2 separate regions of the Homo sapiens genome follow, and region 1 is linked to region 2. The links are chromatin loops, found by intact Hi-C in ENCODE. Cell type or tissue: chondrocyte. All regions are shown on one strand. Links, peaks and the distances in the headings refer to the core of each region. The heading gives the core; the rest is flanking DNA. Region 1 overlaps LINC02181 (long intergenic non-protein coding RNA 2181). Region 2 has its middle 110 kb from the start of LINC02181.

Evidence for each region. A loop is a pair of places that touch in the nucleus more often than their neighbours do. Peaks named below come from ENCODE experiments on the same cell type or tissue, not always from the same donor. Only the 100,000 strongest peaks of a DNase experiment are listed, where the experiment ranks them.
Region 1: it touches region 2 in a loop (2.1-fold over the local background); 5 of 110 quality-filtered maps call a loop at or near these places.

The regions. Positions count from the first base shown.
Region 1 is chr16:87,061,123-87,064,034 of GRCh38, reverse strand. LINC02181 (long intergenic non-protein coding RNA 2181) reads right to left here. Exons shown (of 3, transcript NR_126008.1): 2 at 2,851-2,912; 3 at 44-1,283. Among named protein-coding and RNA genes, the nearest start is that of LINC02181, 4.8 kb to the right of the region's middle. In chondrocyte, for the core only: a CTCF peak has its summit at 1,161 (motif pointing right); no DNase peak of the experiment used is centred there.
Region 2 is chr16:86,944,322-86,947,233 of GRCh38, reverse strand. No RefSeq gene overlaps it. Among named protein-coding and RNA genes, the nearest start is that of LINC02181, 110 kb to the left of the region's middle. In chondrocyte, for the core only: no CTCF peak of the experiment used is centred there; DNase peaks (open chromatin) are centred at 553 and 1,563.

The sequences.
Region 1 (2,912 bases), core at 145-2,644, 120 kb before region 2:
TTATTTGCGTAAGAAAGTCCAGAAATCGACATCGGACAGATGTATCGTGGAATGTGATGATATTTATAAGGAAAAATCACATAAACTTTAAAAATGAAAGTTGTTTTGCTTAAACGACTGAAAAAAAGAATTCAGAATAATATTTGGGTTATCCTAGTTTTGTACGCTTGTGTTCACCAAAGCGTTCAGGGTCCAGGAGGATTAAAGAGCTCCATCACAAGGAGTGTTTTTGTGTGTGTGCATGCGTGTGCGTGTCTGTGTGCGCGTGTGTGCGTGTCTGGGTGCATGTGTGTGCGTGTATGTGCGCGCGCGTGTGTCTGGGTGCGTGTGTGTGCGCACGTGTGTGTCTGTGTGTGCGTGTGTGTGCGCGTGTGTGTGAGTGTGTGTGTCTCTACCCAGCTCTCCTACACCTTAGCCCCAAGGATGATGGGGAGAAAAATGTGGGAGCTGACTAGGTGGAACCAAATCTTTACTCCAGAAATTTATAGCTAATATAAAACTCTTAAAAATGAAAAAAAAACAGTTTTCTTACCTTTTTAAAAAGTCTTCTCTTTGGGGGGTTATGTCAGGGGATAGAGGAATGGGCTTGAGCCAGTTTTCAAAATTGCTATAGGCCAGGCGTGGTGGCTCCTGCCTGTAATCCCAGCACTTTGAGAGGCCGAGGCGGGAGGATCGCTTGAGCTCAGGAGTTTGAGACCAGCCTGGGAAACATAGCAATGCCCTGTCTCTACAAAAAATTTAAAAATTAGCCGGGCGTGGTGGTGTGCGCCTGTGTTCCCAGCTGCTCGGGAGGCTGAGGCAGGAGGGTCGCTTGAGCCCAGAAGGTCCAGACTGCATTGAGTGGAGATCGCACTACTGCACTCCAGCCTGAATGACAGAGTGAGACCGTCTCAAAACAAAAACAAAAACAAAAACCAACCAAAAAACCAAAACCAACTCCCTCCCCGCCCCCGAAACAACAACAACAACAACAAAACCCCCAAAAACCAAATTGCTATAGACCAATATTTCCAGGTCCCTGTGATTTTGATTAGAGAGTTTTGTTCTTGTTCTTCTGTTCCGTAAACTATGGTATTCTACCTCTTAAACGCATTTTTAAGCTTTCTAGTTTGGATGGCCTTAAACAGAGAAGCCCGTCCCTGGGTGGGGAGGTTTGTCCGCTGTCCAGTAGATGGCGCTGTGACTTCTAGAGTGAGGGGGGTGGGGGTGGGGACGACACCGCGTCGCAGCCCGAAGTCACAGGGGCCACCCCGTCGCCTCTCCCAGGGTGTATCCATCGGGCTCTAAACCCAAGAAGAAAAACTTTTTGAGGCCTCTCCTGAAATGTGCTAATCTATCAAAGAGCATTTATAGTATTTAAGCCAAATGTTAATTAACAAATAGCTCACCCTCCTCAAACAGTCTGAGATAGTGCCCAGCTAGAGTTTAAAGAAATACTTCCTGGAAATGTTTGAGATAAAAATGGAATAACGTAGTAGCTATTTCAATATTTTATCAGTTGCCCATATTTAAAAAAATAAAAGATCCTCACCTTTCTCCTAGAGTAATCATGAAGAACGTACATTTTATGTTATATGAAATGTTATGTGCGTAAAAATGGTCAAATGAAACCAGGCAGGTATAGATAATGGTAGTCTCGCCTTCTCAAAAAGCGTTTTCCTTTTCATGCAGTGGTGGCGTGAATACGCACCCTGGACATTGTATTTCACTACATCAGCACCTGCTAAAATGGTAAACCAGCTTCTTAGACGCGTTAAACCTCCACCTCCCTTGAGTGATTCCAGGGTAATCTTCTCCTCTTCCCCACTCAGAAAAGTTTCTAGTTTATTTTAAAAACAAACATTTTTCTATCCCCATCTCTTGCTACAGAGAATCTCAACTAAGGATGGTGCTTATCACTCTTCAACATATTTGATATTAAAATTAAAATAATTTTAAAACAATTTTGAATAATTTCAATGTTTAGACTCTTCATGGGATGACGTGATTTCTTACTATGTTTTAAGTAATGATTTGCGATATCTTTTTTTAATTTAAAAAGAAGTAGTGTGCATGTTGACAAGTATTGTAAACAAACTGGCATTCAACAACAGCAACAAAAAGATTTATTCCTTTTCCTAAGAATGATGTTATCCTTTATTCTGGAAAAAAAAAATGAAGCAGTATTCATTTGCCTCCAGTTTGAAATACTACTTAAAGACTTAGAAATATGTAAATGTAGCTTAGGACAATGACTTCATCGAGCCTGGTAGTAATTAATCTTGTACAGTTCTTTAAAAATTTAATTGAATGACATGTTAGTTTTATAGTTGTATGAATTTAAAAATTGTGCAAGTCACTCACTATTCATAACTCGAGCCTATGTATTAATAAAATGATTGTGCAAAAAACCAGCTGTTTAAATAAATTCTGTTCTGCTTTAAAGATTTTGCCCTTTGGGGAGAAAGTCATTTAAGTATTGAGTGGCAGTGGCCAGTGAACAATAGTCAAAATGTAAATAAATCTTCCTGAAACTTAGTTCTAATTTTCTTGAGCAAGATACTAACCCATAAAAAATAAACATTGTTTATTGAACCACGTTTGCATCAGTGAACCTTTGTAAAATGATATGGAGAAAATATGAACTTCTATGTCCCAAGTACTTTACTTTGCTTCCTTAGCAGAACAGAGAGAGCTATTCGATAGGTATGAACTGAAGAAAATAGAATTAGTGCCTCTGGTGAGAGAGTCATTCAGATTTGTACAGTTGCACGGAGGTGATCATACTAGAATTAACACCAAAAAATTGTGTCATTTGGCATCTTGGCTTAAGGGATAATTTAATTACACCACCTATTAGTGTTGACTTACGTTTCTGCGCCAGCCAGCCTTCTTATAATCTTGTTTATTTCCAGAAATCACATTTGTGACAG
Region 2 (2,912 bases), core at 201-2,700:
GGCCCCTTCCCTCATCCTGAGGTGGCCAAGGACACCAGGAGGAGGGAACATGGGGCTGGTTTGGACCAACAGGTGGAGCGGGAGGGTGCACACACCGTCAGCAGCATCAGCATGTTGGGGGACGCGGCAGGAGAAGCCAGGAGCCTAGCTGCTCACAGCAGGATGGAGATGATGAGGCCTGGAGGGGGTCTGCAGAGCTTTCCCAGGCACGGCAGTTGAGCTGGGCTGCAGACCCCCACCTGATGGTGTGGGGGAGAGGGGGTGAGATTCCAAAAACTACTGGATGCTATGTTTATCACCTGGGTGGGGAAACAGTCTGCACACCAAACCCCTGCGACAGGCAATTTACCTGTATAACAAACCTGCTCGTGTACCCCTGAGCCTAAAATAAAAGCTAAAAAAAAATCCCCCCTTGGAGCAGAAAAGGGAGAGAGACAGGGAAGCGGCTGAAGGCAGCAGCCTGTCTGGGGAGGTGGGGGTCAGGCGAGGGAGGAGTTTGCTTCCCCAACCTGAGCAGTTTAACCTGCAGCCCTTACTCACCCGAGGGTACCTGCTGGGGCCCAATGCCTCCAGGGGTGTTTGTTCTGACTGCCCAGGCCCCAGCCAGGCTGGCCGTGAATATTTTCAGTGTCATCTGATCTTTCCATCTCCTTGGCTGTCCTGTATAGAGGACCAAAGGACTTTATTTCAGGACATTCCCATCATTCCTGCAGGGTGACACATACACGATAACCATATCTGTATGCACGGTGGTGGGGTAAGCAGAGGATTTGGGGGCGTCCCTGTTTCCTTTCTGTAAAATAATTACAGGAAAATAGGATGCTAATTCTATTTTCATTTACATGAAATAAATAATAAATGACTTTATATTTGAATAGGCAGTGCCCAAATGAATCATTTCAAAAATGTTAATGAGAAGCTTTAGCGTACTTCTGTGAATGTAACTTTCTTTTTCATAACAGTCTTATTGAGGTGTAATTAATCTACCGTAGAATTCAGCCATGGAAAGTTTCCAGTTCAGTGATTTTAGTGTCCTCACAGATTTATGCAACTATCACAATAATCAATTTTAGAACATTTTCATCATCGCCCCCGAAAAACCATGCTTGTTAGAAGTCACTCCTTTTACCCACCACCTCCCCAAACATAGCTTTCTTAAAGGAAGTCAGGTTTTATGCTGGAAATAGCTATGTGCAATTCTTGGCTGACATGTGAACGTCCCTCTTCAAAATCTTGAAGTCACTATCGATGTGAAACTTTGGTTGCACAGGTATGTGATAAAAAGATCTAGGAAAAATTTCAGAAAGTATTTAAAAATTTGGAAGAGTTTAAGTGACTATGGAAAGAAAGAATCCCATAGGTCGTTCTTTTCTTGGCTGAATACAATGCTGACGTTTACTGTGATAATGAGGGTATGCCCTAAACTCGGCTGGACTTGTTTGATTGGGTATTTCACAGTGCTGGTGCTGCTGGAAGCTGCGGAACACACACGCATGGTTAGAACAGCTCTCGGCCCGTGGCCACCCAAAGGGTGCACCTGCAGGGAAACTGAGGCCTTCCTCTGGACTCCGTGCTTCCTCAAGGTCTCTCCTGAAAGGTCTGCATCCTGCCATGTGCTGACGGGGCTGGCGCCGTCCGTCCTTGCCCTGAGCCCTGCCGTGTTGGCGTGGTTGAGGGGTCTGCTGCCACGCTGCCTCTCCCAAGGAGGCTTGGGCAACCCAGTGAGGAGGAAACCTTGAATAAACTTCAGGAAGAGCAAATCCATTCTCCCACTTTCCCAGAACCCAAAGGGCTTCCACACTTTAGGGATGTGTTGTTTTTGAACCTGAGCCCATCATGGCCCTGGACATTGATCAAAGAGAGTGGCTTGTTTTTCCTAAAAGTGTGCGGATGGGTCCGATCAGCAGAATTTCAGGTGCAGTGACTCAGCTTTTCCTCTGCGGCTACCACCTACCCGACATGGCCCCCATGGGGTGGCATCCAGACCCTTTCCTCGGGCTTGCTTTTCTGGAAGCCCCCACACCGCGGTTAGGGTCTGGGATTTGGAATCAGACAGATAAATGGGTTTCAAGGTCTCTCTTTCCAGCTGCTCAGAATGACCACCGGCAAACTCCTTCACTTCCCTGAATCTCAGTTTCTCCTATTTAAAATGGTGATAAGACTGGTGGGCAATAGATACTGCCTCTTGGGAGGGTTAAGGTAAAATCAGAACAGGAGATGACTGCAAAGTCCCTGGCAGTGTTCCTGGCACAGACAAAAACATTTGTGGCAAACCTGGAGTGGCCAGATTCCCCCTCAGCCTCCCCAGAGGCCAGAAACTTTGGTGGATCATTCCTGAGCCCACTCATAGCTTCCTTCTTTCAGCACTTGCCTCCCTCCACCAGAGAACTTTCTAGGCTGAAAGAGCATCCTTGGGCTGTGCAGGGAATCAATGTCCTCAGAGCAGCCCCCCGAGGAGGGATGGAGTAGATGGGAAACACCCCTGCGTGTGTTTCTTGGGAAGATAATTCTGAGGCATCTTCCACAGGCCTCTATAAAGGGTCCCAACAGACCAGAGTCCAGTCACCCTGCTACCACCCATTCATGGTTGGCTTTCTCACCTCTGGGCCTCATTTCCCCATTCCCCTCCTGGTACTTTCTAAATTTACCTCCAAAGTAATTCACTTGGGCCCAGGTCCCTAAATCCCTTGTCTGTAGGTTTGCTTTGGGGGACACCCAGCCAAAACAAGAGTCGGTAAATATGGGCTATTATTATTATTATCACTCAAAAGGCTGGATGCAGAATGAGAATAAATTCATGGTCAAATTTTGTCCTATGGATTTCATTTCATTTTATGGGCAGGTGAGAGGTCATATCTAGATGATATCAGAGAGCCAATTTGGAAACACTCAGTTGGTTATCATGGGATTTT